Linked DNA regions of Mus musculus: region 1 is linked to region 2. Evidence: chromatin loops called from intact Hi-C (ENCODE). Cell type or tissue: heart. All regions are shown on one strand. Each heading gives the region's core, and the rest is flanking DNA. Links, peaks and the distances in the headings are about the cores only.

What was found. Peaks named below come from ENCODE experiments on the same cell type or tissue, not always from the same donor. Only the 100,000 strongest peaks of a DNase experiment are listed, where the experiment ranks them.
Region 1: a loop joins it to region 2, with 2.0 times the contacts of the local background. A loop is called at or near these places in 3 of 42 quality-filtered maps.

Annotation. Positions count from the first base shown.
Region 1 is chr7:112,798,553-112,814,833 of GRCm38, forward strand. All of the region lies in intron 2 of Tead1 (TEA domain family member 1), which reads left to right. Among named protein-coding and RNA genes, the nearest start is that of Tead1, 130 kb to the left of the region's middle. In heart, for the core only: no CTCF peak of the experiment used is centred there; a DNase peak (open chromatin) is centred at 9,049; H3K4me3 peaks cover 778 bases; H3K27ac peaks cover 2,970 bases.
Region 2 is chr7:112,847,747-112,864,027 of GRCm38, forward strand. Tead1 (TEA domain family member 1) reads left to right here. Exons shown (of 13, transcript NM_009346.4): 5 at 8,307-8,318; 6 at 9,052-9,186; 7 at 10,408-10,454; 8 at 11,323-11,384; 9 at 13,686-13,810. Among named protein-coding and RNA genes, the nearest start is that of Rassf10, 98 kb to the right of the region's middle. In heart, for the core only: CTCF peaks have their summits at 6,864 and 8,708 (motif pointing left); a DNase peak (open chromatin) is centred at 8,605; H3K27ac peaks cover 1,757 bases.

The DNA of each region.
Region 1 (16,281 bases), core at 4,713-12,712, 48 kb before region 2:
CTGGATAGTTCTGACATCCCACACCTCATCAAACTCTTCCAGAGACTAAAAAAAAAAAGAGCCGGGCAGTGGTGGCGCATGCCTTTGATCCCACCACTTGGGAGGCAGAGGCAGGGGGGTTTCTGAGTTCAAGGCTAGCCTGGTCTGGGCTACACAGAGAAACCCTGTCTTGAAAAACCAAAATAAGTAAGCAAGTAATTAAGTAAATAAATAAATAAATAAATTGAATATGGCAGTCTTGGAGGTGAATGGTGTCACTTAGAATCATGACTCAAGGTGTCCAGCTTCTTGTGTTGGAGAGGTCTAGTTACATCTGGCTCCACAGAGTTGCCCTCTCATGTGGACTCCCCACCATCTTTGCCTGAGCTGTCAAATGAGATTCATTATCTGTGGGTTTCTCAAGCTTAGAGAGCAGGGAGGAGATGAGGAGCCAGAGCAGGGTGAAATGTCCCCGGGGCACTCACAAGCTGGGTGTGCAGATGCCATTTAGAATTGCACCGGAAACTCTCGAAACCTCTATCAGCTCAGTGGAGAAATGAGAAAGCCCTATGACTCAGGTGAGTGCTGACTCGGGACCAGTGTGACGCATCGGAGTCTTCGCAGGCTCTGGGAGAGGACGTGTGGGAAGCAGACACACACACACACACACACACACACACACACACACACACACACACAGGCGGTGGACTCCAGGCCCTGCCAGGCGTTTGTTGTTGCTCTTTGGATCACAGGAAGTCTGGGAGTTTTGTAGGCCTCTGGGTACCATCAAGGTTTTCTAGTGAGCCAGAAACCTGAACTTTGAAGCAGACATAGCCCTGGATAACCTGGGATGGATTGTGACTAAGATGTAGACAGTGGGCATTGCATGCCATGCAGGTGGAGAGCTGGTGAGAGCCAGGCTTGCAATTCCCTAGTACAGGATGGCTGTGTGGTGCTGGCATCGTTGCTGGTACTTAGGGGCATTTTTAAAAATTAGTTAACATATATGAATGTTTTCTTTTCCCTTCATTTCAGTCCCCTCTATTACCCTTCTCCCCCTTTCCTCCCTTTGTCCCCCCCCCAACCCTTTCTGTGCTGGGGATCACACAGTGGACAAGTGCCTCTTGGATGTCTCCAGCCCTCTAATCCTTCATTTAAACATTACACTCTGTTTCTCTCATCTTCATTTCGTGTATGTTATAGGAGAAAGAAGGCCTAAAGGAGTAGCCTTACTTTGTAATCCACTGGGTCAGTTTTACAGCATTGGACTTTAATGAGTCAAGACTGCCCCACAGACAAGGAAATGGCTGGCCTTTACTGTTTCTTGACCACTAACACATTGTTCTCGCTCTGATGGGAGTTTCTTAAGGGGAGTGACAGTGTCTCTCCCTTACTATTACTGGAGGTAAAAGGACCCAGTGAGCCAGTTGGTGGGAGCTCAGCCCCGTGTAGTCAGAGAAGGGGGTGAATTGGCTGAGGGGTCATGGTGACAGCTCATGAAGGGTGCTGCCTGCCACCCCATATAAAATCCTTCATCAGTGCAGAGCCTTGGGACAAAGGTCTGAAGAGGAAAAGTATGATGGTGGATGTGTCGTGGTCCAGTTTGAATGCGGTATGCTCAAGGCTTTCGCCTTACAATAATTTCCTTCAGTCCTTCAGACCCCGCTGCTGTTAGGGAAGAAGAGCAGGCTGTTCACGGCACCCTTATGGTTGGTTCTATGTCACCCCCACTCTGTTCACCCACGGGCCATCTAGAGCTCTGGTCTATTAGCACTTTGTCTTGTGAGAAGAAAGGCACAGTTGTATGGCCTTCCCTCTTATCCCACTCCCAAAGCGTCCTCCGTCTCACCCAAACCATGATCTCAGAGGTTTACAAGTCAGACGTGTCACGGAGCTGTTTGGAAGCAGTTGTCTCCATTAGTGATGAGATCGAAACACCCCAAAAGAGGGCTTTGGAGTCGGAACTTGGAGGGCTATTAGACATGCTTGGCTTGAGGGGGGAAGTGCAATTACAGGAAGAATCAGAACACAAAGTAGTGACTGTTCACAGTCATAGCTGCTCTTCTTCCAAGGGGCTGGGGGCAGACGGGCGAAGCCCCTTGGTTTGTTTCGGCTATGGGAATGTGAGTGCTGTCTTCCCAGATTAACTCTCTTCCTTATCATCATGGTTCATTGTGCTGTGGATGTCCACGCATGAACTGAAACCAGTACAGGCAGTTTCAAGGTGACAGGAATCGTATTGCAAGTCAGGTGGGAACAGAAAGTATAGTGTCTAGTGTGTACAGTTTTAGCTGCTTCTCTTTCAGATATTGGCTATTGGCGGAGGAAGGACTGAAGGAGAGGGAGCATGTACAGCCCTGGTTGGTGAGCCCTGTTCCTTCCTACCTGGCTTGTTTTGCTCCTACCTTGGCGTTGAGGAAACGGTGGTACAACTGGTCATCTGTGTACTGGACTCATCAAACACCGACAGAGTTACTCAGGAAAAAGAACTTACAACAAGTTATCTTGTATTTACACTATACTAGGCATTCTAGTGAACTAGGGGTCATTTAAAGTGTACAGAATATTTCCAGATTGCTTGCATATGTGACACCATTCTCCAGAAGAAATGTTAGCATTCATATTTTGGTATCTAGGGTACTCCTGGAGCTGGACTTGAACCCAGGCTTCAGACCCTTCCCAAATTAGCCCCAAATATGCAAGGTGTAATTCCTCCACCTGATGCATTCCTGTTCATTTGACAGCCTGTAAAATGTGATGTCACCACAAGAAGAACACTTTTTTGTGTTCAAATTGCCCCCTGTGCTTCTTGCTATTTACTTTCCATTTTGGTGTGTGTGCCAGGTGTGTGTGTGTGTGTGTGTGTGTGTGTGTGTGTGTGTGTGTGCGCGCGCGCGCATACATGCATGGGGAGGCCAGAGGCAAGACATGGATGGGTGGTCCACTCTCTGCCTTATGCCTCAGAATCCACCTCTCACTCTCCACTCCCTGCTGCTGTGACTATAGGCATACCCAGCTTTTTACATGGGCCCTGCACTCAGGTCCCCATGTATGTAGAGCAAGTGCTTACTGAGCCGTCTACCTCGCTTCACTGTGGAGTCTTGACTGGGATGAGCACAGAGGGGAGTAGCTGGGGAGCCATATTGCCTTTCTTTTCCAGAGAAAAGATCTCATGTTCTCCAATCTCGACGGCCACAGGGCAGGAGCCTAAAACATTTCTTTTCTCTGCTATGTACTTTGGAGAATGGGGTGTGTGGAGCAACTTGAGTTTCGGGAGTGCCCTGGTTCTGTTATCAGTATGGCTGCACAGACAAGATTAGCCTCCATATTAGTAACACCCGGCCCGGAGAACCCTGCAATTATCTCATGATTTTATCTAATGACTGCTCTTTTCAAAGCTTATTGGGGTAATCTTCCGAGCATGCCTGATTACATGTTGTACAGACGAGTGAGCTGAAAAAGCTCTTCAGGACCTAGCCTGGGTTTAATTTGCAGTTTTCGCATTTCAAGACAACATTTTTAGTAGGTAATTGTCCAGTATTTTTTTTTTAAGAATATATGTCTCCCCCAACCCTAATTTGGAAGCTTCCACCCCCTTAGCACATCTCCCCTGTGACTGAGAGCTGCTACTGTCGGTTGCCCCTTGCTTTCCTCGCCGGGTATCTCTGAGCTTTTTAGAAATTTTAATATATTTTTACTAAACATGTAGTAATGTTTTGCCTGCACCACATGCCTGCCTGTTAGATCCTGGAGCTGGGGTTATAGACAGTGAGCCAGTATTGATACTGGGAGTTGAACCCAGGTCCTCTGGAAGAGCAGCCAGTGTTCTCTTAATCTCTGAGTCTCTTTAGGAACTAATGGCAAACAAAACCTTCAAGCACTTGGTGGTGGAGGAGATGGTAGAGGAGGTGGAGGAGGTAGTGGGGCAATGAAAGTGCTGAGTACCCCCCAGCAGTACCCCTGGGGCAGGTTACTAGGTCTCTTGAGCCTGGAAGATGTTTCCATCTCTTAGACCGGGCCTACTTTGAAAGGCCATGTGGGAAGCCATCGTAGAAGCCATTTGGAAGTAATCTGTAAAGCAGGCCAGAGACATACTTCCCTGACAGCTGCCCGGCTGGGGCTCCTGGAGATCTCTTTAAGTGACCCTGGTTCAGAGGGGCTTTCTGTAGTGGGGACCTTTGTAAGTGATGGGATGGGATAGCAGGCACGCAAGTTCTTTCCATGGACAATGCATTCTTTCTCTTAAACCATTCAGGGGATGGCAGTGGTGTTTCCTGGAAAAAAAGCTTTCAGAGAGAGGAAGATGGGCATTCCTGGACCCTAGCTGTGTCCCCAAACTGGCTCTGGTGCTGCAGAGACAGTCATGAGGAATGGACGGTGTGGGAAGCTAAGGATTGACTGCCTATAGTCACAGTGAGCGAGTTCATGGAGAACCAGGCAGCTCTCGGGGAGTCAGAATTCCTGCAGAAGCTGGAGACTTCCACCTGCTCCTGGGGAGCACAGGGCAGGGTGGTTAGGATCCCTCAGTTTCCCAAGGCCCTGTGAAGTGTGAGCGCCCATAAACTGGAGAAGGAAGCCTTAGAGTTCTGTTCCATTTCCAGCTTCCTCAGGTCTTTACCTCTCCTCCTAAGGGACTACTTATATTCCTATTTATTTTCTACGAAGTCCTTGGCTGTAATGTCTGGCTTGTTTGTTCACCCTTGTATTTCTGTCTTAGATGTACTCCACTGTACAGTAGAATGCATGGCCCTATGATAAATGCAGACTCTGGGGTTTCGGGTTTCTAAGTGTGGAAGGTATCCAGCTGCAGTGAGCAGCTTGTCTAGTTGTGTAAATAACAGTTGTCTTGTGCAGGTTCTGTGCAGGGATGGAGTCTTGAGTGTGTCAGAGCGAGAGTTAAGCCAGCAGTCACATCTGAGCATGCCCCTTGCTGGGCCATCTAGACTTTGGCCTTTTTGAGAGGAAAAAAAAATCTCCGGAACTAGTGTGTTCTTTCAAACAATTTTTTGATGGTGTCTGATGGATGCTGTTTCCATCCTAGAATTAGTTGTGTTTTGTTTTACATTCTGGCTGTTTGGTAAGATAGAGATTGGTGCGTAGAAGCTGCTAATCGAGGCTCCTGCTGCTCCTCTTTGCCCTCCAGACCTTTCGGACTCACTCCCTCTTGACTCAGGGTGGTTGAAGAGGTTTCCTCTGCAATCCCAGTCCTGGACTCCCAAGTGTGTGGACAGCAGAGACTGTGCTTGGGGCCCTATTTCTGTTTTCATAGGATGAGGCCATCTTGGACCCTGTTGAAGAACCTGTGGGCTGGCAGGCCTCTTCTCAGTCTGCAGCCTCCCCGGCTTAGGCTGCCTTATCTTTGCTTGAAGCAATCCTTATGTAAGATGTTCTGTTTTTGTTTTGTTTTGTTTTTTTAATACTTATTTGTTAGCAACTTTATGCTTTTGTCATCTGTTGGCTCTTTTTGGTTCTTAAAGTTGAAAACATGTTTTGATTTTTTTTTTTTAAGTTTTCAAGTATATTTTTCATTTGTGGTGTGCTCATGGGTCATCAGTATAAGAAACTGTTTCTCCAGTTCTCTAGAGAAGCACTTGGGTAGCTGACTACATGCAGATGATAATGGTGATGGTGGTGGTGGTGGTGGTGGTGGTGGTGGTGGTGGTGGTGGTGGTGGTGGTGGTGGTGGTTGCAGCTTCCTCCTAGATTCTGGAAGGCAAGGTGCAAATGTCCTCTCTTGCTATACTTCTGACCGAAATGACAGTGCAGACTCAGAAATGAAATGATGGTCATCCAGATTATAAAGAAGTGACACTGTTCTTATTTCTTGATAGGTTGGACTGGTATTGAGAAGTCCTAAGACAGACAGACAGACAGACAGACAGACAGACAGACACACACACACACACACACACAATTGTGCTCAAAGAGCAAGTTTCTTTTCTTTTCTTTCCACCCCCTCCCCTCCCCAAGATAGGTTTTCTCTATGTAGCTCTGGCTGTCGAACTCACTCTGTAGATCAGGCTGGCCTTGAACTCAGAAATCTGCCCGGCTCTGCCTCTCAAGTGATGGGGTTAAAGGCGTTAGCCACCACTGCCTGGAATTTGTTTGCTTTTTGAAGCAGGGTTTCTCTCTGTGTAGCCCTGGCCGTCCTGGAACTTTCTCTGTAGACCAAGCTGACCTCAAACTCAGACATCCACCTGCCTCTGTCTCCTCAGTTCTGGGATTAAAGGTATGAGTTGCTACTGCCTGGCAAGAACAAGACTCTTATGAATAAATTTAATGAAATGAGTATGGGCTTCAACAATGAAAGGTGTCTAGCTTTGTTGGGGGGGGGCGGGGAGATGTAAGCAAAAGCTGTTCCATCTTCATGGAGTGCAAGACTCAATGCTTTCAAAACTTAGCACATAGCTACAGCGATAGGCTGTGCATGCTAATTGTGAAAGCTAAGACAGTTGAGCAGAATTGAGTGTGCAGAAATAAACCATTATTCATTCTTGCTCTTTCTACAGAGGAGCCAGTGCAATTCAGAAGTAGTAGAGTTCAATTCAGTCGTCTTCCACAAACCCTACTAGGAAATCGGGTCACCATACACACAAAGACAATTCTAGAATCTTATCTTACATTCCATATACAGAATATAGTTAAAAATGGGTTGTAGGGCTAAGTAGGATCTCTCAGAAAAACGTTGTACCGAATCTTTATGACCTTGAGGGAGTGAGAGTGCTTAGATAGAAAGCTAGACCTGGAACTACCCATCTTCCTTCTGGGATATTTGCTATATATTTATTTTGCACAACTGAATGTGTATTTATGAGGGGTGGTATGCATGCCACAGTCATGTGTATAAGTCAGAGGACAATTTGAAGGTGTCTCAATTTCAATCAGGCGGTTAAGCTTGACAGTAGGCCATTCCCCCCCCCCCCAAAGTGTGTATGTATATATGTATGTATGTATGTAGCACTCATTGGAGCTGTCTGGGCTATTCTAGACTTCTGTCATACTTTAAAAAAAATTCATGAAGCCTTTCTGGAGAATTGTATATTGGATTACATTTTTTAAATGTTATCTGTGAATTCCCAGAGTATGGGGATCCATGGTATCTTTGGTTCTTTGGCAAAGATTATATGTGTGATTTTCAAGATGTTATGAGTGTAAATTGGATACAGCCCAAACAAATAAGTGATCGAGACGGGATAAAAACTAGTGTGGATTCAGAGTGCGTCTCACCTCTCAGCTGCTCAAACTTCAAGCTCATCACTTGATGTCATGCAAGAGAGAGAAAGAAATTATTTTTCCTGTAGGGCTGCTTTAAACATGAACTGGAAGAAATTTTGTTTAAAGGGTTAGTGCTGGGCCTGGCAGATAAAAACCCATTATTCATATTGCTGAGCAGTCGGGGCTCAGGTTCATGGGCTTGGGGATCAGAGCCTAGGGGTTTCTGACTCAAGTCACAGCTCCCATGTTTTTCCTTTTTAGAATGCACTTCAAAGGCCGTAGCAAGTTCTCCTGTCACTGCAGACTTGATTTCCTTTGGGCTGTAGCTATCCCCATAGCTTAAATTCATAGAGTAACTAAAGCCCAGGAGGGAATTCTTCTCAACCCTCTGTCTCCGAGAATCCCCTTGGTGGGGTTGGGAGGTGCCACTCTTGTGATCTGTTGTTATTGTTTTGGAGGCTGTGAACCTTCTGGGTAGAACCCAGTGGAGTTTCCTGAGTGCAGAAGAATTGAGTGAATCAAATAATAACATTTAGACTCATTATCTCCAGTGACATACGACTTCCCCGGCGTTATCACTCAACCTGTATAGTCTGACTCCAGCTAGCCTGTGAGTTCTCAGTGGGGTACTGCACCTTCTGATTGTCTGTCTGCATCCCTTGCATAGCAAGGAGACTGTCCTGGCATTTTCTGAGTATCATAGATGAAGTAATAGGCTCACATCTGTGTCAAATTCAGAGCCTTAAAATTAAAAGTCTCTTCTTTGTGCTTTCAACTGTGCTGGAGCAGGATAGCGTGATCAAAAAGGAAAGCCATGTAAATGAGGGGCTTGGGGACACTGCTCTTCAGGGAGGGTGGGGATTTGAACTTGGATCTGCAAACTCTGGGTCCTGAGGTACCCACTTCTCTACCTTGCAGCTTCTTCTGGAGACTACAGGAGGCACCAGAAAGGTGAAGATTACCCACTTCCATGTTCAGTGAGAGAATGAGGCAGATCTGAGGTCCCATTTCTCTGAGCCCTGGATAAACTCTCATGGACATGCTATTTTGTTGTAGGCTCTCTTTGTGTCATGGTGACTTGGGTGGATGCTTTGGTCCCTCCCCCACCCCTTTGGCACAGACTGTTCTATCCCAAGCCAGTGAGGCAATAAATGAGAGAAAATGACCCTTCCTGGTCATAGAAAGTGGCAGCTGGTGAAACCTGAAGACTGTGTGTTCCAGAAGGAGAGGTGGCCACAGTAGAGTGTGAGGCTCTACTCACACACTTTGCCTGAAGAATGTTTACCTTCTTCATGGTTGTCAATAAACGGTCCTGCAAACCCAACCTTGGCTCTGTGTATGTGTCTCCTGCCTGTGTGCCTGTGTAGATGCCCAAGGTCCATGTTGGGTGTCTTCCTTAGTGGCTCTCTGACCTTATTTTCTGAGCCTGAGTATCTCATAGGGCTAGAGTTCACCATTCAGTTAGACTAGCTGGCCAGTGAGCTCTGTGTGTCCTGTCTCAGTGCTGGGATCTGGGCCTCACTCCCACACCACGGGTTAGGTGCTATGGATTTGCTAGGTCCTTCTTTCTGCCTGAACCATCCCCCTAACTCCCAGCTTGACTCTTAAGGGCAAAAGGTGCCATTGCTCCAGGGCCACTCCATGGATGGAGACCTTTTCCTGGCAGACACTTGATTCACAAGGACGCTAATTATCCCTTCTTCCTCCGGCGGCTCCTCAAACAATCATCCCGCTTGTTTAGTGCACAGTGTGGTGTTGGAGAGTTTGGCCTTTTTGTTTAACTGTATGTTCATATTGTTCTTTATGTACTTAGTTTATAGCTTATGCAGCAGACATTCCGGTCAATTAGCTTCTTGTCCTGCAAACTGGGCGCTGCTGGGCTCCTTTCTTCCTATGCTGTGTGGGTTGGTTTCAAGTTACAGGGTTTTTATTGGCTCCTCTTTGCTGAACCCTGGTTTCCAAAGCCTGGTGTTTATGAGCTGAGTTTCTTAAAGGTACAGTTTCCTTTTTTTTTTTAATGAGTTGCAATGCCTAGCACATTTGAACAACAAAAATGAGGATATGAGGTGTATTTGGAAGTGTGTGTTGTATGTCTGTGTTTTAAAAGGAACATTCATTAATAAAAATTTTAAGTGAAAGCTAGGAGGAAATCGGCTCAAGTAGTGGATATAACCCTACCTCCTACTCACAGCCCCATTAAAGACAGACTCTCACGTATTATTCTGGCTGGCCTTCATTTGTAGACCAGGCTTACCTCAAAACTCCACAGAATGGAGAATGATCAAGAAGACATATGGCATTTGGGTCTCCATATACATGTACCTATATACATGCAACACACACACACACACACACACACACACACACACACACACACACACACACACACACGACTCTAAGTGAATGAGTCTCACCTTGGGTTTTTTTCTCATTAGTTTCAGTCAGCCCAGGAAACCTTCTTCTTGATTTTCATTTTTTCCTGTTCACTCCACATCTATCTTCTCTTTGGTAGGATTCTTGCCTTTTGTTTTCATCTTGGGTTTTTGGAACCTGCCTCAAACACTTGGGAGCAAGATGGAGTAGAATGAGCTGCTTAAATTCTGTTTTGTATTAGGCACCAGTTCTACAGATGATACCATTATGGAATGTACGCAGCATCACTGAAAGTTTGTATTGCTGTTTAAATATTGGAAAGAAAAATTTATGTTTTTCCCCCCTTTTCACTTTCTGGTTGATTGTTTGTTTTGACACAGTCTGGTGTAGCTCATATAGCTGAGATACTGGCCTTGAACTCACTCCTGCTCCTCCCATCTTTACCTCCCAAGTGTTGAGATTGCAGGTGGGCACCGCCATGCCCACACCATGCCTTCTGATGCCTTACTACCTTCACTTTGTTGATGCTGGTGAGTGTGTCATAGTGCAGGTGCATTTGGAGGTATTGTTTCAGGGTTGTCCCCCCAAACTGAAGCACAGCACACAGCATTTTACACTGGTCTATTTTGAGCCAGAATAATACCCAAGTTTCTACACGATAGTCTTGGCTATACCATTGACTTCCCACAGTTTCTCATGGTACCCAGCCCAGAAAATCTATGAGAATTTAGGAGTTACTCATCCCAGCATCTCCTTTCTATTCCCTTGTAAGTTCTCTTTGAGTTTCACTCATTGGGGGAGACTCTTACCCATCTCACTGGGGACTGCCCTGGACATGGAAGGTAGGTTGGAGGTGATGATACAGAATTCTTCTGAGTCATTAATGCCAACTGTGATTGGAGCATAAGGCACGTCTCATCCCAGTGCCTTTGTGCTGAGGGTTTGTTCTTATTCTTGCTGATTTTGAATATAAATTGGTAATGTTCCTTAATGCCCTTCTAGATTTGTGTTCACTAAGCTCCGTTGTTGCACGAGAAATGATGAGGTATGAACGTGAGGTCTGCAGCTCCTTACCACCCCTTGGTAGACAGGATTCACAATGTACAAAACACTGGAGTCAGCGTATTCCAGTACTACCCTACCCCGGTGTCTGTACCTGTCTTGTTCTTACACAATTCCTGAGATAGGAACATAACATACGGTGTTACCATCAGATTGCAGAGACCATTTCCAGTTCTCTGAACCACCCAGTATGGCAGCCAAGGGCTTTTAATGGACAGTTTGGATGAGGGAGAGGTTTGCTGAGATGGGTTTGTGGAGGTGTCTTGAGATTGAGCACTCAAGAGGGCTAGGCCCTGGAACATAGATAAAGTCCGGGAGCCAATAGAGAAAGGATGTGCAAAAGCCCCGCCCCTGTGCTCTGTGAATCAGGGGATTATCCTTGGAAACTGAACAGAGTCTCAGTGAATGATGTCCTGGTTGAGGGTGAGAGAGATGAGCTAAATGAGGGCAGAGGCCAACCCCATTGGCAGGAGCAGCCAGTGGATAGACAATGTGATCTGCAGGTGGGGAGACCTAGGTAGGTTTGAGGGGACTTGGCTCACTCTTCACATTTCTTGCAAATTCTACTGCTTATTTCATTAACATCTTTAGTGGATTCTGTTTTTTTTTTTTTTTTTTCCTTCTTTCTCTACGTAGCCCTGGCTGGCCTGAAATTTGCTCTGTAGACCAGGCTGGCCTCAAACTCAGATCTCTCTGCCCCTACCTCCCAAGTGCTGGGATTAAAGATGTACACCACCATGGCCCGCTTTTTAGTGGATTTTAACATGTTGTTTCTTGCATTCTGGTATCATTCATTTAATTTCTGAATTCATGGACAAGCTGCTCAGCTCTTTATTTCTCAGTTTATGTTGTCCATTGCTTTGCAGGAAGTAAGACAGCTTCTCCCTGATGGTCTTGGCTGTCCTACTGGGTGCTCTGCTGCTGGCCTGCAGTTTTGATAATAACATCCTTAACTTCTGGGCTTTGTAAGGACTCAAGGCTGAGACTTGGTCTCTCCTCATCATCAGACATGGGGAATGATGCTTCAGGTCCCAGGGCCTTGGCCCAGAGGACAGTGCTGGTCTCTCACCGCTGACTGAACCCTTTATTGTTAGATACCTCCTGCTTTTGTGATTTAATCAAAGCAGCCTGCATTGTGTTCTCTGAAATGAAATGCATAAACATCAATGTCTGCACACAGAGGTGTTGTGGCCAGCTCAAAGAGAAGCCCACCTAGCTGGCATGGGCAGAGCATGGGCAGCACTCAGCCCACGTGTCCACTGAGTCTTTCCTCTTTCTGTTCTGTTGTTGGCTGAGCTCCAGCTCTGCCAGGTCCGTGTCAGATCCAGGATGCAGGGCTGGGACAGGAGACTGCTGCTTACCCCCCCCCACCACCCCCCACCCTGTGGGGGTCTTTTTCTGACTCAAATGCACTCTCTCTTCCCTCTCCCTCTTTTTTCTTATATGGACCAAACTTGCCTTGAACTTGCAATGTAACTGAGGATGATCTCTCTTGGTCCGTAATCCTTAAACCCCCAGCTGTCAAGTGATGAGATGACAGGTATATTCCACTGTGCCCAGTTTGTGCAGTGCTAGGAATAGAACCGTGGGCCTTGGGCCTGCTTTGGCCTTCGATCCATTTCCCTCACCATTCTCAGCCCTGTCTGTAGCTCACCCAGCTCATCTCTGGTTTCTTCTGTGAGTTCTTCCTATGGAGAGCTTGCCTTTCCTTGCCCTGCCCAGCTGAAAGCTTTCTCCTTCCCGAATTCCCCCAGTGCCGGCCTCTGATCTGACATCTGCTTTGTTTACTGTTAATTGGCGGCACATACTCCCCTCTCACCCTCTGGGCGGATGCTTTACCTCATTATCCTGCTGTCTCTGAGATCTTGCTCCCTTATAGTCAAGAAATCCTTGTTCAGATTAGTTTTGTTTATGGGGTTTGTAGAGGGCTCTGCCACTCCCCCCTTGGAGTCATGATAGTCTAAATTTCGCTTATTAATACTTACACTGACCTTGAATTTCACTTTACATACTCTTGTTTCTTTACTTTGAAATAGGTAACTAAATAGAATGTAAGGTGTAGGCCATAGCACCTTTAAATTGATATGCCAGGCGGGAGGGGCTTTCCAGTCCTCAATAGGTGGGAGAGGATCTGCAGCTCAGCAGGGAGGGAGTGGCAGGTAGACCTGTTTCTCTTAGTCTTCCAGGGAGCGAGCACACTGGCTCTATCTTTAGGCATTCCAGTTTGGCTCACAAAAGTGTATTAGGTTGCAAATTTTTGTTTGTTTACTCCAAACTTTCCTTAAATGTTCTGCACCTTAATACATCTGTGTCTTTCAAAGGATTGTCATCCCTAAATTCAAAGTAAGCAAACAGAACATGAGAAGAGACATTGTCCGATGGTTCAGTTAAGAGGTTCAGAGGCAGCCGGGCAGTGGTGGCTCATGCCTTTAATCCCAGCACTTGGGAGGCAGAGGCAGGCGGATTTCTGAGTTCGAGGCCAGCCTGGTCTACAGAGTGAGTTCCAGGACAGCCTGGGCTACACAGAGAAACCCTGTCTCGAAAAAACCAAAAAACAAAAACAAGATGTTCAGAGGCTGATGGGATAAAGCAGTAGGTAGGTCCTTGTGAAGCCAAACATGGTGACTTAGGTAGGTTCTCAGTTCTCTCCCACCCCTCTCTTGCTGTCTGTCTCCGTCTCTTTCTCTGTCTCTCACTCTGGACACAACCAATATAATTAAAAAAAAAAAAGAATACAAGATGTTCACAAGAGTTATAGAAGATTTGGGAGAACAGTAAAGTTTTTGGTAAGAAAGCAGTGTGCCCCCAGGGCTCTGCTGAGTCTCCACACTGTTGGTGAGATGGCTTCTCGCCTCTTTCTAGCTGGGCTGACATTTCCTTCTGTGTTTTGCACTAATCATTAATAACTATACTGTTGTCACAGCTCAAAACTTTCCCATTGACACTTCAATCATTTTGTAAAGATCTCAAATGTTCAACCTTTACGAAGCTAACCTTTTGTACCCTATTAAAATGTAAGAACCGCTTGATTCCCAGTGAATGCCCTGGCTACTGGATCATGAAAGTGTTAGCTTGTGCCAAGGGCATGAGGCAGTACACTTGTTCCCTTTTAACAAATAATAAGAAGTTTGACTTTTCATTTACACATCCTGCCAATTGCTAACAAGTTTCCATCTCGTTCAAACACCAGATTGATCCTAAGAAATTGAAAATATTGATTTAACCCTCCGCCTGGTTCCTACTGCAGGCACCTGCTAGTGCAGCCTTCGCACATCGCAATTGCTTGGCCGTAATTCCTCAGGGGACCACTAATAACTACCACATCTGTCTTTTCATCTTTCGAAATTATGCTAGCAGTTGTCCAAGTCAATTGTGATTCATTTGATAGTGCTCTCCTCCAAGACACACTGCAACCAAATAGACTTGCTCACCAGTAATATATCTGATGACATAGTTAGCTCTCGTTAATTGACAGAATGATTCAGGCTTTTATGGATGGCATTAATTGGTCCCTCGTGTCCATGTAATAATTGACCAGACAGAGGCAGCAGCATTAGCTCTCATCCAGCCAGAAGAGTTTGGAGATGAGGTTAATGTAGTAAGGATGACAAAACGTCTGTATTTTTAATCAAGACTTTATCAATGAGTTGAAGGAAAGAAAAAAAAGAGAGAAAATATTCAGGGAGGAATTCAGATAGTCTTAATTATGAACATTGTGTTCTAGCCTGCAGAGAGATGCAGCAGAGTGCAGCCCGGCCTCCTCTCTGCTCCTCAGGTGTCCTAGGATCTAAATGATACAGGGCTGGATGCCCCTGTACCTGAACCAAGGTGACGTAAAGGAGAGCCTTAGGCAGCTGTTTGTGAAATTTGTTTTTAGGAACTTGACATCAAGGCCTGTAAAATCGGAGCATGTAGGATTTATCGTCAAGTCTCTTGCTATGGAAGATACCCAGAATGTTCCATCAGCTTCTTGAAACTCAGTTGTCTCCTGTCACCATGTTTCTAGGGAAATAACCCCAGCCCACCATGGTAGAGTTTTTTCCTGTGTGAAAGTGTGTCACAGTGGGGCTGGAGAGAGATGTCTCAGCAGTCAAGACTGCTTGGTTCCTGGCACCCATGTTGGGAGGCTCACGGTCACCAGTCTCTTCAGCTCTAGGGGATCGGGCACTCTGGTGCCCTCTTCTGGCATTGACAGTCACTTGTACACACCTGCATATATACACGCGTGCAAAGATAAAATCAAACAAAAATTAAATGCTGTTTATACCGTAGCCGTGTGGTTCACCCCTGCTGCCTCCCTGCCCCGGCCTCTTTTATCATACATAGTTACTGTACAATCACACTTGGCAATTTTAATTTATCCTGGTTTTTTACTTGGCATGTTCTTGGCATGTCACAATAGCCGTTCTTGATTCTTTGGTTTTCAAAACTCCTGAGGTGCCTCCACAGCATTTTCTAAACCAAATTAACAGGTCCTTCTTTGTGTTTACCGGTTGGGTACTTGTTTCACAGAGAGTACCTTGAGCTTGCCTTGGGCAAGGCTGTGTTTGAGGACATGACACATGTAATTATGTAAGGATTTAATAGATGTTTTTTGTTTGTTTGTTTGTTTTTCAATTGAGTTGCAATCGTTACCTTTTGAGGAATGAGAATTTGAAGTTTGAGTCCAAGAAGGACAGCTTGGATCAAATTAGATATTGTGAAATCCTGTGAGTAAGTGGTTGGCTACCAGCCCTGGGACATTATTACAGTGTGGAGTAAAACCATCTGAGGTATGGGAGACGAGTCGATGACTCCGTGGAGAGGAGAGGACAGGGTGAGGTTTAAGTCAGAGCTGATTCCCCCCCCCCCCCCCCGTGGTGAGTAATAAGCTTCAGCTGTTCACCCTAACTTCGTTATGTGTGCTGTGGGTGTGACCTGGAGGTAGCCATGGGCATCTGGCACTCAGCATGGGTAGTAGGGTCTGATAGACCAGGCTAGCATCAGTTGATCCGCTGTGCTATGGGGCAACATGGATCTCAGGCTCTGCTTCCCCATCACAGGGAATGTGATGCCCTGTGCCTGAAATTGTTAAACACCAGTGAAAAGACTGCCTCGGGGTACCTGGCAGATTTTCCACAAGTGATTCTTGGCGCTGATTAGACATAAGGCTCTTCATTATAGGGACGTTAAATTTTTTAATTACATTGTACTTACTCTGTATGCACACACTCCGGTGAGCGCCACAGTAGGTGTATGGCAGTTAGAGGATGACTTGTGGGACTTTGGTTTCTTCCCCTTTCAATCTTGTGGGTCCTCGGGACTGAACTCAGGGTGTCAGGCTTGGCCACAAGCACCTTTACCCATCTCATTAGCTGCCGAGAACCGTGAACTCTTTCCTGGTCCTCCTGCCTCCCCTTCCTGAGTGCTGGGACCACAGGTGCGTGCTGCTATGTCTGTTCAGTGTGGTCCTGGGGGTTCAACCCAGGCCTTAGTGCATGTAGCTACATCCCCACCTCTTTAAATCCTACCTCTAGTTGCATGTGGCTTCCACTGTCTCAGAAAGCATGCCTTTCTTATCCAGTATCCAACAGCTGCCCTGAATGCGAGGGGACCAGCAAACTACGCTTTTCTGGGTTTTTGTTTGTTTGTATGTTTGTTTGTGACAGGGTC
Region 2 (16,281 bases), core at 3,089-11,088:
GCTCAGGGGCCTAGGGAGAACATTTACTAGGCTTCTCTGGAAAGACCGTATTTATAGTTTGCTCTAAGAGGATGGCTGGTAAGAGAAGCCAAGCTGGAGGCAGGGACCTAGTAACTGAACTATGACAGTGTGGCAAGAGGGCTAGGCACCTGGGCCAGGGGCTCCCTCATAGTCTGAGCCCTACTCAGGTGGCCTTCAGTTGTCCCTTATGGCCAGCCTCCACTGATGTCCCCTCTTCAGCCCACTGTGTCTGTTTGGGTCTCCTCCTCAGTGTTTTTAAACAAAGAATTATGAATACAAGTTATGTTTGTAAGTCTGTAAAATATATGCTAGAACTTCTGAACTTGTCTGTTTTATGTGTATGGGAGTTTTGTCTACATGTTTGCCAGCATGCCAGATGGCATTGGGTTACTTATAGACAGCTGTGAGCCATCTTATCAATGCTGGGAATTGAACTTCAGACATCTAGAAGAGCAGCCAGTGGTCTTAGCTGCTGAGCCATCTCTCCAGCCCCCTGAACGAGATTTTCAGTAAAACACTCAAAACATAGCTTTTTAAGAGCTGGGAAGTAGCTGAGTCAGCAGAGTGTTTGCCAAGCAAACAGTAGGGGGACCTGAGTTTAGATCTTAGACCATAGCCCCAACATGGAAAGCTGGGCACAGGGGTGTGTGTCTATAACCCTAGTGCTGGAGAGATCCCTCAGGGTCCCGAGGCTGCTTTAGGCAGCGAATATACCTTGCCTCAGAATAATAAGGTGGAGAGGGAGGGAAGGAGGAGCAGATGCATCCATGCAAACACATGCAAGCACACACACACACACACACACACACACACACACACACACAGAGAGGGGGGGGGACGACCCAGAGCTTAGCTGGAAGTGTGCATCAAAAGTAACCATGAAGCTTTTACTTAAGTATAAAAAAGTCAGTACACGATCAGGCATGCTTGCTTATATCTGTAATCACAGTACTTGGGACGTAGGAGGACTGAATTATTTAAGGTCAGTCTCCAAGGATGACCATAGCTACATCTCAAACACCAACACACAACACCCAGGCTTGTCTACCTCACAGGTGACTTTTCCTTTTCTTTAAACAAAACACTTAATCAAGCAGAGAATCATTATTCTATCCTCTTTCTAATTTCCTCCAACCTCTCTTCTTCCCTAAGTAAACTCAGCCCCCTCCCTCTTCCCTCACCTCCAAGTCTTTCCTTTGTCACATTAGAAAATAAAGCAGCTGAGAAATCGGCCCCCTCTTACCCTGAAGTTGAATTCAGCTGGCTGTCCTCACTCATTGTCTACCAAGAGCTCTTGGTGTTGCCCTGAGCACCAACATCAGACAAGTCGTTTACAGCGGCCTCAGAAGACTGATCTGGTCACTTGGGATGGCCCCAGATGCAGGCCGTGATCATGTGAGAGAGATGCAAGAAGAATGTGGACTAGGTTGGGATATAGCTCAGTGGCTGAGGGCTTGCCTGGCGTGGAACTGCATAAGAAGAAGAGAAATAGGGAAAGACACCAAGAAAGAGTGCATCAGAGCAGAAGAGATGGTGTGGGCCACTTCCAGGAGACACTCAAGAAGAGCCCATGAAGACAGCTAAAGGAATGTTAGAAATTCACACAATCGAGAGTTTATATTATCTTGATCAAAGTGCCTAAGAAGAAACAAAAGTGCTTGTCTTCAAGAGGATGCCTTTCCAGTTGGGACCTAGCCCTTCTGACCCATGCATGGTTCTTCTGGGGTTGGGTGTGTTTTAGGTGACCCACAGCTTTATAGCTGTCCTGATGTGGTCGGCAAAGATAGACGCATACCATGCAGTAGGCAAGTGGCCTCTGGGTCCGTGGTATAGCATTGGAATTCACAGACGCCATCTTGGAGCTAGCTGTCTGATTTGTCACCAACTGCATCTGCTTCAGCAGCATCTGCTTCAGCTGCATCTGCTTCAGCTGCATCTGCACTCCTTTCCTGTATTGTGTAGATACCCTTGTCTCCCGCAGCTTAGAATCTTACCAAAATCTCAGATTGGGTTCTAGGAGACAGCACAGTATAGGACCAGTTTGTAATATTTGAAATTCTTTGCTGCTCTGAAATGTTTTCTCTGTGGAGATAGCAAAATTAGCCCTTTCTGAATCTCTATGAATTGAGACTCAGCCTGGCCTGGAAAAAGATGGCAGCTGAATTTTCCATGTTTTATATCTTTCTTTCCGACATGGAGTTGTACACAGAGTTTCCCTGCTCTGTCTCTCTTTCCCCACACAAGATATCCAGAGGCATCATGGCAGAGACCACAGGACCCAGACGTGGCTCTGGAGATGGCGTACTGCTGCCATCTTCCTTATGAGAGATGGATGGAGTCAGGTTTGTGTTCAAATGATGGCACAGCATGAGGAAACAGGAAGAGGAAACAAGGCCACGGCTCTGTTCTCACCTTGGCAGGAATCTGTCTTGGGCAGAAGGTTTGACCATGTCTTGCCATGGCCCGCAATGAAGAAAAGCTGATGGTGCTTCCTTGCAGCAGTGCAGGAAAGGCGGCTTGTGTCTCTGTTCCATCCAGTGATTGACTAAATTATCAGCTATGTGAGCTCTCCTGGGGCCATGTTTTCTTGTTGTTTCATTTTTGACCTGGGGCCCTTGTGACTGGATTTTCAAATAGACCTTTCTTTCCAGTAAGGTATTCCTTTCCATAAGCGAGAGCTTAAAGTTCACATGGCTGGTTTCATTCTTCCAAGTTTAAGAACTCCATGGAGCATTGCCCAAGTGCAACTCCGCTGCCTGCAGTTGGTGTTGCTATGCCAGGGGAGGCAGACATGCTGTGTTCCCTGTGGTCCCCTGGGCTGCACATGAGGAGTGGGAACTGAATAGAACACAAGGTCCCAAGCCTCGATTGGAACCTGCATCCTCCTGGCCATTTCTTAGGTTTGGGAAACCATGCCGGCCTCTTCTAGGTTCCAGCCTTCAGGTTCTTTTGCCCACATGACATGAGTCCTCTGACCTCATAGGTACTTAGCTGATGTGGGAAGGAATTAGAATCTCCACTGGGAATGTGGAATGCAGGGTTGACTCTGTGAGCCCAAGGCTGGATCTGTTTGCCTTTCTGTTCTGAGCCAAGCCTGGAAGAGTTTGTATGGTAATAAACGGAAGCAGCTCCATTCTGAACTGAGAAATCTCTTGCTTGCTAAGCAATCCCCAGTGTCTATCAGAGAAAACTCTAGAATAAAGTTGGTAACCAAGATTGTACAGTAAAGGCTAGAGCTCCTGAGCAGCGCTAGATCATAGCAGAATCCTGGATGGTGGGCCAGTGGGACGCCATCTTGTCTGAGCTTAGCTGCCTTTGTCTCTGCTTTAGCAAAGAGGCAATAAGGGCTTACAAAAGCTTTGTGATTTGCATGGGGTGGCAGATCTGACCCTGATCCTTAGCCCGTCTGGTGTCAAAGCCCAAGTTCCTCACAGAATGATCCAGAAGGGTTCACATCCCTCACTGAAGGTGCTGTGCATGGGCCCTTTCTCTGTGAATTTGAAGGCTATGGCAATGTGAGGGCTTAGCTCTCACGCTAGAACTTGAATGCCAGCTCCCAGACAAAAGGGCAGTGAGCAGGAAGGCACCTTTTCCTCAGCTCCTAGCTCCAGACCATAGCTGGCCTACATCCTCCATTCCCAGGAATCTCAAGGCTCACCCTCCCAGCTCCTCATCTGCAGTTCTTTGTGAAAGCCAGAGGCCCACATCAGAAAGAAAAGATCCGCCATGGACAATGACACAGTGCTAAACATAGCTCTGTACATTTGAAAATGAACAATGTGTAAAAGCCTTGAAACATTTTTTCTTTGATGTGAATGGAGTCTTCGGCATTTTGAAATACAATGCAATGAATTAATTGCTCCTCATTAGGCAGCAAGTCAGGCTGGGGCTGAATGCACGGTCCGTCCCTCCTCCACAGCGCCGTGGCCTGACCAGAGCTGCCCCTTTTGTATTTGCTCCCGCCTTCTGCACTGATAAGCAAATTAGAGATCATGGCTAGAAAACATTCAAGTGCCCCATCCTTTCCCCAGACCACCTTATGTTTCTGTGATGTTTATCTGCTCAAGAGTCACGGCTAATTATTGCAGAGGTCACGTGAATCCACACTGTCCTCGATTAGAAACAACATCTGCAAAAGTAATTCTTAGAGTAGTATTTTTTGTGTTTTGTCTTTTTCTGCTGGGAAAAAAAAATGTGTTTTTTTCAAGCAAATTGCTGTTTTCCCTCTCGTGTTACAATTTTATGTTGCTGGGGAAAATATGTTTGCAGCAAAGCATTTAGTAGCTCATGACAGCTCTTTTATTCCATGGTCTCTGTGACTTTATATGTATTATTTTTTTTCTTGCAGTGTTACTAATATTTCCATATGAATTTCTGAGATGATAGTTCATGAGTAAATTGACCTGCTAGATGGTTTGTCTATACACACTGTATATTCTATATATTAGAACTTTACAGGCTATCTATATATGCTGTGTATAGCATGCACTTCATTAATGGATGGCAGCTGTGATAGATGGCATATGGGAGCGTGCGCTCTCTTTATGTTTATTACCATCTAAGTTTGTCTGTGGACAGTGTGGAGAGCCGAGATCATTTGCAAGCCAACTGGATGCTGGCAAAGCAGGGAAAGGAGGGATTAATCTGTGCAATAGCCAGAGGCTAGTACATACAGGCTGCTCTTCAGCCATGTGCATTCACATTGCTGCCTTCCCAACATATATGTTACATACAGGCATTTCCCTGACACCATGTCCATTGTGATCACGAAGGAGAGGGAGGCAGTCAGCGCAGCAGAGCTCAGCTTTAAGAAATAGGAAACCCTGTTTACTTACTAACAGGTTGCAAGGTTCCAGGCCAAGGAGTTTATGAGTGACTCAGCCTGCTGGACTGGACAGGGGCAGTGAGGCAGTTGATTGTGTATGGCATCAACTGAATGGTAAGGAAGAGAGGGTGGATAATGAGACTTAACCTCTAACCCAGAATTTACCACCTTTAGGCAGTGTTTGCTACTCTAGGGGAATCGGTAGGTCGCAGGCTCAAAAGGAACAGAGAATGAACTTGTCTTAGGATTTCCCTCTGAGACTTTTATTCTTTTGTGTTCCTGAACACACACACACACACACACACACACACACACACACACACTCTTTCCTGGTGTCTAAGTCAGATAGAGTATAACTCAATATTGACTTCCTGCAGTGTTTCAAGATAAAACAGTTCTCTTACCCTTTGTAAATCTCATCCTCACCTCAGAGACATCGAGAGATACAAATACATCTTAGAGTGAAGTTAATTTGGTGTGTGAGTGTAGCTCACATTTCTTGCATGCAGCAAGACTTACTGCAGCCTCTATTCTTTTTTTTTTTTTTTTTTTTTTTTTTTTTAATGAGGGTGAGAGGAGCCAACAGATAAAAGGCCAGGATATTATCTTGTAGTGACACGGGCAGGCAATTTACCCAGGTTTGACACTTAGGGTGATAATTTTTCCAAAGCCAGCCACGGGTCTCGGGGCTGCAAATGACAGCTGAGAGATCATCTTTCTCAACTCCCATCTCAAGGTAAGAGGGTCTGCGGACAAGTTCTTTTTTTCACAGAGCCCTGCCAGTGCTTATTATCTGTCTCCAGGGTAACTTTAGATTTTACACCCCTCCAACCCACACATAGCCCTTTTAATTTTTACATGTATATTGTAGATGAAGAGCCACTGCTGTGAAATTCAATGAATAGGTAGGAATCATGAGAGAGGACGTTTTAGTCCATTTACAGGAAATTGCTCATTCTCAGGCAGGTGGGTCAAGTGCAGGAGCCACTACTTGAGATAAAATTTCCGTCCCATACTTAGCTGCCTGTCCTGACAGACAAAAAGCCAAGAGGTGCCCAGATTTGAACTATGTGGTTGCTGCCGGTCATTGGTTCAGTGGCCTTATAGAATATAGTGTGCTGCTTATAATGGAATTCACTGGCCACCCTCATAGTTACAAATACATTTATAATGGAGCCAGAAGATGTAAGATGTCAAGGTGAAATTCTTCCTAAGTGAAGAAAGTAAAAGGTGTCATGTGACCTGCCCTGGGTAGGGAAGAAGCCAGGCGCTTGATTTCCTAACAGAAAGCACTGGGTGCTAGAGAGCCACAGAAAACAATAGCTCTGCTCTCCTGCCTTTGAGCTCTGTGTTTATTTATGCACCTTCCAGACAGAGTAGCCAGTAGTCATTAGATAGATGAATTAGATCATGCATGCTCCAAGGCTCTGAGAGAGTCCAGGTCCCTGCCCCCACCCTCACTGATTTCCTTGTTTCAAAATGTGGCTGGGGCCATGGCTCAGCAGGTAAAGGCACTTGCTCGCAAGCCTGACCTGGGTTCAGTCAGGGACTCACAGTGAGATAACCAGCGACTACAAAGTGTCCTCTGACTCTGTATGTGGGTGCATATATACCTGGTAAATGTTTCCAAATTTTTTAAAGGAAAACTATCTAATTCGTCATGGATATTTTGATGAACCTTTGAACATACCTAGCAGAGAGAAATGTTTCTAGCAGGTGCTCATGTCTATAGGTCTTAGAGATTCAAGGAACTTGTTTTTAATCCAGACCTGGGCTATGGTTTTTCAGGTTGCCCCACTAACTAAAACGCACCAATCATATTCCACACTGGGTCAGCATCTAATAAACACAGGGTCTCTGAGGGAGAGTACATGGCTTTCTCATGAAACAGGGCAAGGTCCTGAAGCAATTTTGTAGTTCTTTAGAATTCACAGCAGCGGGGCAGGATAAAAGTCTGGGATTCTCTTTTCCAAACTACCCCATTCTGGGGCCCAAAGAGGATGTGAAGCCTGCCCCAGTGGCCATTCCCTGCCATTACCTCAGTCTCAGCAGATTGCCCCAGAGAGCTTTTATTATAGCCTCTCACCAGGGGTTAAGTGGCTTCGGGGCTGGAGTCCAATGTGATGGCCGCAAAGAAAACCTAGCCAGTGTGCATTGGTGTCAGGCCTTCCTCACGGTGTAGAGCCATACTCACTGCTCATGCATTCCCTGCTGAGATGGGTGGGGCCAGCTGAAGCCACTGGGCTTTCAAAGTGAGTGGGCTGCCACTGCCACCTGTGTGTGCTCAGCTAGGGTCTGCTTTAGGATAACGTGTGTAAGCTTCCAGTCTATATTAAAATTCCATTTCCGTGTGTGTGTGTGTGTGTGTGTGTGTGTGTGTGTGTGTGTGTGTAAGCTTCCAGTCTACAATAAAATTCCATTCCTCTCTCTGTGTGTGTGTGTGTGTGTGTGTGTGTGTGTGTGTGTGTGTGTGTGTGTGTGTGTGTGTGTTTAATAATAAATTTTACCTGGCATCATCAACTTCAGTTAGACAGGCTTCAGGTTAGAGGTTTGATTGGCTGGCCAACCAAACCTGGCTTGAAGGAGTGCCTGCCAGTGAGAAGACAGGAAGCACCATTCTTAGTCACCGTAGGCCTTTGTAGCAGGGACCAGCAAGCAGACAGGCATCCCCAGACCTTCACTGTGCCCTTGATGCAGAAGCTGCCATAGCATGCAGATATTCCCGGTGGGCAGATACAGCCTGGAGAACCAGCTCGGGCTCACTAGCACTCAAATACAAAGCGTAGACGTGGGAAAATGCATGTTTAGCTCCTCCTCCTTCCCCTCCTCCACCCCTTCTCATTCTTCCTCTCTGAAAAAAAAAATATTCTGTAACAGAATATTTTTATTCTTTGAGAATCTGTCTCTTGACTTCCAGAATGTTTTCGAGCCTGATTCTTTTTCAGGCTTCCCTTGACCTTCCCTTTGGCAGCTCGGCCTGTTTACTCCTCACCTTTGGTTAGCTATGCAAACATGGAAGCTGCCTCCTGGCTGGCGTTTCTGTTGTGCTTCAGCCACTGTCCTCACCGTAGACTCTTGAGTGGCAGCTGGATGGGAGACACTACAGTTTGTGTTGGTGTTACTACTCTGTTCCTGCTCCAGGGACCTCTGGGTTCTGAGTGTATTCTCAACTCTGCGTGCATCCATGGGTCCCGCCACACACAATGCCTGACCAGTTTCATCTATAATGGGGATGCCACATAGTCCCACAGCCAGGGAGCTGGGTGGTCAGTTTTGTCAGTGGTGACTCAGCATCTGGATAGCATATCCCTAAAGTGCAAGAATTGACACATTTGCATATGCATTTTTTATGGCACATGAATGTTGTGTTTATATACATATGCTTTTTTTAACTAAAGAAGAAAAATAACCCTGCCTTTGTACGCGATCCTTTTAACAAACTGTTTATTATTGTATCCAGGTAACAAGCATGGTAAGTATGTTCTCTAAACTGAGTATTCTGTATTTTAGCTGTGCTTGGCAGATTTTTTTTTTTTCTTTTTTGGCTAGCTTTGTGTTACCAATCTTGGCTTTGTAGAAAAGATCCATTTTGGAAAGGAAACACTGTAGCCTCCCCCACACTCTGAGCTTTGGTAAAGGAACCCCTGTAGCCTTAGCCCCATAGCATGTGCCCCACAGCATGCTGCTTGGCTGCTCCCCTACCCGTCTGCTGCTTTGTGAGCTGCCCCTCCTCGGATGTCTGCCAGGGTTCCTGGGCCTGGAATGACCTCAGCAGGGGCCTGGCACTGTGGCCCAACGACAGCAGGCACCCAAATAGTGCTCTCTTCGATCTGTGGATGGCCCTACCCCCTGCTGGTGACCTTTCACTTGAAAGTCGGGTCACCCCCGACCCCTGGCATGATAAGCCCTTGAGAATTCTTCCGGAAGTAGAAACAATGATTATATTGTTAGACTTCCTATCATTGGAAAAAATGGATCAAGGGTTTAAAACCCAACCTGGCCACCAGCAGCTGCCTGCTAGTAGCCCTAGTTCTGAAAGCCAGAGTCACTGCCTCCCGGCCGTGTTGATTTCTCTCTGTGCATGTGTGCTTTCATGGCCCCCGTGTGGCTCTGTATTTTAGTCTTTGTGCTCGTGGCTGTACTGTTTAGCCCGCATGGTAGACATGTGTTCTCTATTAAGTCAGTGTGTCACTGTCATCTTCAAGGATCAGACTGCCAAGGACAAGGCCCTGCAGCACATGGCTGCCATGTCATCAGCCCAGATCGTCTCGGCTACTGCCATCCACAACAAGCTGGGGCTGCCTGGGATTCCACGCCCCACCTTCCCGGGGGGTCCGGGGGTAAGTTAATACTGGAACCACAGCATGGCTGTGATGGCACAGCTACCCAGGAAGCTGATTTAGGAGGATCACAAGTTTGAAAGCCGACTTGGGCTATGTAGTAAGTTCAAGGTCAACCTGCATAACTTGATGCAACCCTGTCTACAACTAGGATAAAAAGGGACTGAGGATGTAGCTCAGTAGTAGAGCATTTGCCCGTCATGAGTGAGGTCCTTAGGACAGTCCACAGTATCACTGAATAAAAGATAGGTTGGTAGGTGATGATAGGTGATGCTAGGTGGATAGGTAGGTAGACAAAGAGATAGGTGATAGATGAGTAGATAGAATAAGAGATAGATGAAGCGTGGATAGAAAAATAGTAGGTGGATAGATAGATGATTGACAGATGATAGATATGCAATGGATGGACAAAGGGAAGAGAGATGCGGTAGAAAAGAAGTAAAGGAAGGAGGGGTGGAAAGGAAGAAAGGAAAAGAAATGGAAATAAGAGGGAGAAGAAAATAGTGAAATTTAAAGGCATGAGATTAAACTATCTTGTTTGTGGAGTCCCATTTAGTTGCAACCTGCCTCTTTTACTCTTTTTCTTAGTTCTCAGGCTCCATCTCTATCCCTGTATTATCAGGGTTATTTTATAGCAACCAAAACCCACAGAGGCAAAATGCTCTTTTTAATATTTTCATCTGTCAGCTCCCAAAGGCTGAGAAGCTATCTGTTACATCCGGTTTCACTCCAGAGCCATCTTCAGTAGTCTCAGTTTCATGGCCATTTTACAGATGACAAAGCTGAGTTTACTCACTTTGAGGCACCATGTGACTTGGTCGTTTGGATAAGCAGCAATGTCGGCATTCTGCCAGAGGCCTTAGGTATGCTCACAGCAGAGACGAGTGTCCTAGTTGCTTCTCCACACTTTGACATCTTTGTTTCAAAGTCTGCATGTTGTTCCCTTGGACCTTAGGAGCTACACAACTGTGGGACGTGCAGGAAGCCCTTGCAGAATAAGCTGAAGTGCTTCCACATTGCCTCTTGGCCTTAGGAGAGTTTTCAGGACACAGTGGCTAAAGGAAGCTCCCTGGAGTAGGCTGTGGTCTTGAACACAGCACTGACCACATCCAAACTCCAGAGATCTGGTGTTCTTTAGCAGAGGCTTCAAATTTGAACATGTCGCACAGTGTGCTCTGATGAGAACTCATAACCCTGAAGCCTTTGCTTCTTGCCTTCCAGTTCTGGCCTGGGATGATACAGACAGGACAGCCAGGATCCTCACAAGAGTAAGTCTTTGAAGGCCCCAGACAGCAGAGGCTAGGCAGCCCACTCGGGGGAACATTTTACGGCACCAGGCTTTCTCAGGGATGATGGGAGATGAGACAGTCAAACGGAAGTCTGACTTTCTTTATGTTCTAGGACATGGAAATGGGACCCACCTTTGAGAGTTAGCAATGGTATAGATTCCTTTTTCCCACCTTCAGTATTAGCAGTGACATAGCTAGACACTTGAATTGGGTCCCTTATCCTTCATGGCTTTGGCTGCAGCACCAGGGTCTTCCTTACCTAAGAGAGGGCAGCAAAGATACTGTCTCTTTCCATTGTGACTGTCCCTGTGATAGGAGTGTCTGATAGAAAATTCCAGAGACCCCTTGAATCCAAAGCGCAAGCTCAGCCCACAAGAGCCAAGGGCAGCTTGGGGATAAAGCAGAAAGGGAATTTTCTTTGTATGGCCTACAAAGAAATGTTTGGCCTAGTGGTCTAGAGATGGGAGACCCTGACTCATGGCCTCCTAAGCCCTCCCTAGGCCATGACAGCTGGCCTTGGTCTGTGCAGGGATGAGAAGTACGCTCTATGGGTACCTGTACACCTCCATGGTATCTGCTACATTGGGAAGCCAGGCTAACCTCAGTCCAGCTTAGTTCACCACATCGTTGTGGGTGTTTGTACCTCAGCAGCCTGCTGAGTGGCCTCTCCTTTGGAAGTAGAAACTTCCTTTAGGTAAATATAGCTCCGCATGGAATGGGCATCCCACTGCAGGCAGGGATCCAGGCAGGTGGGATGATGGGAGAATCCTACTGCAGGCCAGAGCCAGGCCTGGGCAGTAGCCACTACTGCATCCGTAATTTTGACATGTCAACCATTTTTCCCCAGCGTCAAGCCCTTTGTGCAGCAGGCCTACCCCATCCAGCCAGCAGTCACAGCCCCCATTCCAGGTGAGTCTCCCTGCTTCTTGGATGAGGAGTAGGTGAGGGCAGCCTGGCCTCTTTTGTCCCAGTGCAGTGATATAGGTCTTAGCCACCAGCTGCCTCTCTTCTTTTCCCTAAGGGTGGGTCGTCTTTGAAGCTGAGAAAAGACCCAGGCATCTCCCACCAGGCCCTGTGTTTCTTAATTCAAGAGTTCTTTCTCTGGGGCCTAGAGAGACAATTGCCATTGTAGAAGACCTGGGTTTGTTCCCAGTACCCACATGGTGGCTTACAAACATTTGTTTTTTTTTTTTAAAGATTTATTTATTTATTATATGTAAGTACACTGTAGCTGTCTTCAGACACTCCAGAAGAGGGAGTCAGATCTTGTTACGGATGGTTGTGAGCCACCATGTGGTTGCTGGGATTTGAACTCTGGACCTTCGGAAGAACAGTCGGGTGCTCTTACCCACTGAGCCATCTCACCAGCCCCACAAACATTTGTTAATCCAGTTCCAGGGGATGCAATCAGTGTTCTTTTCTTACCTGCAAGCATTAAGCACACACATGGTGCGCACATATATATATATATATATATATATATATATATATATATATATATATATGCAGGCAAAACACCTAGATGATAAAAATAAGTAAATAAGAATAAATTTTAAAGATGTATGTATGTATGTATTAGTTTGTTTGTTTGTTTATTTATTATGTGTACACTGTAACTGTCTTCAAACACTCCAGAAGAGGGCATCAGATTTTTGTTACGGATGGTTGTGAGCCACCATGTGGTTGCTGGTATTTGAACTCAGGACTTTTGGAAGAGCAGTTGGTGCTCTTAACCACTGAGCCATCTCACCAGCCCAAGAATAAATTTTAAAACACCCCTTTCTTCCAAGAGCTCCTTCTGTGGGACTGTCAGGAAACAGGAAGCCTGACCACTTTCACTTAAGACGCCGGGCCCCACTTCGAAGGGGAAGTTGTTGCGGTTACTTTCATCATTAGCTACCAAATCATACCATCCAGTCAGACACAGATTACTTACGCTTTCTTAGGTAGTGAAGTTCAGTTCCCTGTTGCTTCCCTCCTGTAGGAGAGGGCTTACATGCAAGCTCATAGCAGAAACTGAATCTAGGTGACCCATCTGATTCCCCTTCTCCTGGACCCGGACACCCAAATTGTGCTCTCAGCTGAACTTCTTGAGAGAGTGCATAATCCTAGATCTACCCTTTCAGTGCCCCTAGTCAGATACACACTCCACGGTGCCCTGTGTTTCTGTGAAGCACCCTGAGGGAATGTTGTATAGTGTTGGTGAGCCAATAGAGACAGTGCACTATGGGTCCTGGCTTCACGGCATGCTTTCACAAACAAACGTTTCCCTAGAGGCTTCTGCCATTCTCAGCTTGCTCCCCAGCCAGACCCTGTAACCCAGGATTAGCTGTCAGTATCAGTTGCTGTGGCAAAATATCTATGCAAACAATTGAAGAGAGAAATGGTTTGTACAGTTTGAGGGTATAGTATAGCCTGTCCTGACAGTGACGTCATGGAGAGGGAATATTGATGTGCAGCTCTCATCATCTTTTTTTTTTTTTTTTTTTGGCTTTTTGAGACAGGGTTTCTCTGTGTAGCCCTGGCTGTCCTGGAACTCACTCTGTAGACCAGGCTGGTCTCAAACTCAGAAATCCGCCTGCCTCTGCCTCCCAAGTACTGGGATTAAAGGCGTGTGCCACCACCGCCTGGCTCTCTTCTTTTTTTTTTATGTTGTTCAGGACTGGAGCTGTGGGGTAGTGCTATGCACACTTAAGGAGGGCCTCCTTTCCTCTGCTTCAGTTAAACCAGTAGATAGTTTACCATGGTGATTCTAAGTTTAGTCAAGACAACAATAGGCATTGATCATCCCAGTGTCCCCTGCCACAGCTCTTTTTTTTTTTTTTTAGATTTATTTATTTATTATATGTGTGTACACTCTAGCTGTCTTCAGATACTCCAGAAGAAGGCATCAGATTTTTGTTATGGATGGTTGTGAGCCACCATGTGGTTGCTGGGATTTGAACTCAGGACCTTTGGAAGAGCAGTCGGTGCTCTTAACCGCTGAGCCATCTCACCAGCCCCCTGCCACAGCTCTTTAACCTTACTGGGAGCTGGTTTCAGGATGAGCTTCATGCAGTCTGCTTAGCTGTCACTGTCCGCAGAAGCCCCAGCCTGAGTGCCACCAGTGGAAGGATTTCCCTTTGGGGTCCTCTGTGTTCAGAATTCTGCCCCGTTGAGGTCTGCAGGGAGGTATATGCACTTGTGTCAAGGTGACAATTGTTATTTCAGGGTTTGAGCCTACGTCAGCCCCAGCCCCCTCAGTTCCTGCCTGGCAGGGCCGATCCATTGGCACAACCAAGCTTCGCCTGGTGGAATTCTCCGCTTTCCTTGAACAGCAGAGAGACCCAGACTCGGTGAGTATGCGCAGAGGGGTGTGGCTGACAGAAAGTGCTTCTGTGCCTGCTCACATCTTCACCCTGTGGTCTCTCCCTTATTGGCCCCTTCCCTTACACCTGTGTGAAATGCCCTGTGTAAAAACATGTGGAGCCACCAGGCCATGCTACCTCATCCAGGAAGAAGGATGCTGTAGGCAGGTATCTTCTCATAGCTTCAGGTAGGAGAGGTGGGTGTTTATTGCCATGTGGACCACAAGCTCCAGGGAGTACCTTGGCTGGAGGGCAGGCCTTCACCAGGCTTGTATTTCATAAAATTTAACAACAGGGAGCACTTATTGAGCCTTGTTGTATGGCTGATGGGGTGTAAAGTATCTGGACTCTGAGAGATAAATGAGGACCCTGAATTAGTAACTTCTTTAGTCATATAGTTATGTCTGCTTGGTTAAAGATCCATCTTCAAAAGCTAAAGGCTTAACAGCCAGTCACCGTATTATCTGGCATTTCTAGCGCACCCCCCCCCCAAAAAGTAAGAAAAGCAATTATCTTCTTCAGAAGTAATGTTGGTGCTTTGATAGCTACTGTAGACTGCAGTGCCTTGTCATGTTGTAAATACCAGAAACACAGGCATCTGGACTCTATTTGTCATTTTCTTCTTTTCCTTCCCCGCCCACTCCCTCTTGTACACATCATCCCATGCATATGTGAGCCTCCTTTCTTCCTCGCCCCCCATAAGCCTGTACCCTTTGTTCGCGCCCACTCCTTGGCTGTGAGTGTGAGGGTTGCATCTGTGTGTGGGTGAGCCCCAGGCAGCAATGGAAACAATCATGAGTTAGTGTTTGGGATCCTCACCAACTCCTTTCTCCACACTCTGTATCTCCCAGAGCTGACCTCTCCGGGGACATGTTAGATGTGGGGGTCTTGCTGTCATCTGTTATCAAGAGAAAGAATCAGAGGCTGGGCATGGTGGCACACACAGAGGCAGGTGGATGTATGTGAGTTTGAGGGTAGCCTGGTCTACATAGTGAGTTTTAGGACAGCCCAGGCTATCTAGTGAGGCCCTATGAGAGAGAATGTAGGAGAGGGCAGAGGGGAAGGCACACAGAGGTGAGCACACAGTTTGACATAAGTGAGCATACTGTTCACTCTTATGCTGAGCATCAGAGGTGTCCTTCCAAGCTTCTGCTTGGTTGGGTGCAGAGGTGCCCAAGGCAGAGGCACTTTACCACATGTTAACAAGTCTACCAAGAGTTCATGTGGGGGTCTCTGATATACACTCATCACTCTGAGGGCTGTCAGAAGCCAGGGCTGTGAGGGAGTAAAGTGGATACCAGAAACTGAAGCTCTTGAGACCCGAGCAAGGACATAGCTGCCAGGTATGCTCGTCTCCAGTGGCAGGTGTCACCCAGGAAGAACCCTGCTGGGCTAATAGTCCGTACAGGTGATGACATGGGCCACCTGCTTGTTGTTTCTGCTTGGAGGCTGGCCTGGTCTTCCCCCTGTGTCTTGTGTTTGTTTCAGAGTGCTTTGCCATTCAGCCCATCATTCTGTCCTCTTCAGATAGCTTCTGATTTCCTCCCTTTGCAGAGGAGGAAGCAGGCCAGGCACATTTGGTCACTTAAGGTGTATAGGTAGCAAACAGAAGGACTGGACTGCATTTCTCCTGAAGTGTCCTCTCATCACACCCATGCCGAAGGACCCCTGAACTGCCTGTGTGGTCCTCCATAGACCTAGATGAGCCTAGATGAGCTCTCCCCCTGTGCCCGATTAACACACATCGGATTTCTTGACCACAGTTCCTCCATGTGGCTGGAACATTCCAGAAGCTTCAGGTGCTGAATTCCCCTAGAGCCTGCACACACCCTCCCCTTCATTTTAAATCAGAGATTACGCACCTATAAGTGGTTTTATACTTCACTGTTCAGGAAATGTAGCTGGCACCATCCCATAGACTGAGTTCCCAAACTGAATAAAAAGGAAGTACACTGAAGGTCAACTAGACATAGTCTGCCACGGCCTACTACCGGTGTAAAATAGCTCTCTTCCCTCACAGTTGAAAGTTGCTTGCTCTTCTGCTCCTGCAGAGAACTCACCCATCTACAACTCCCCCCACCCTCTTCTGGCCATCAGAGGCATGCGCACTGAAAGACTCATACACATGTGAAAGACAAATGCACATGATGAAAACTAAAATCTTTACAAATAAAAGTTGCTTGATCTTTAGTTTAAAATGTCTACCTTGAACGCTAGACATGTAGCTTAGTTGGAGAAGGCTTATTGAGTATGTACATGCCAAGCCCTGGGTTCCACCCACGACACCTCAGCACTGAGACAGTATAGTTTCAGACAATGAAAATACTTTCTAATGTATCTTGATGTTTCTGACTTGGGGCATGATGTTTAGTAATTTCGGATTTCACCAACTAAAACCATAATTTTGTGTTCCCTAGTCTCTCCTTCCTTCACACAGCCATTTTTCAGTTAAATGTATA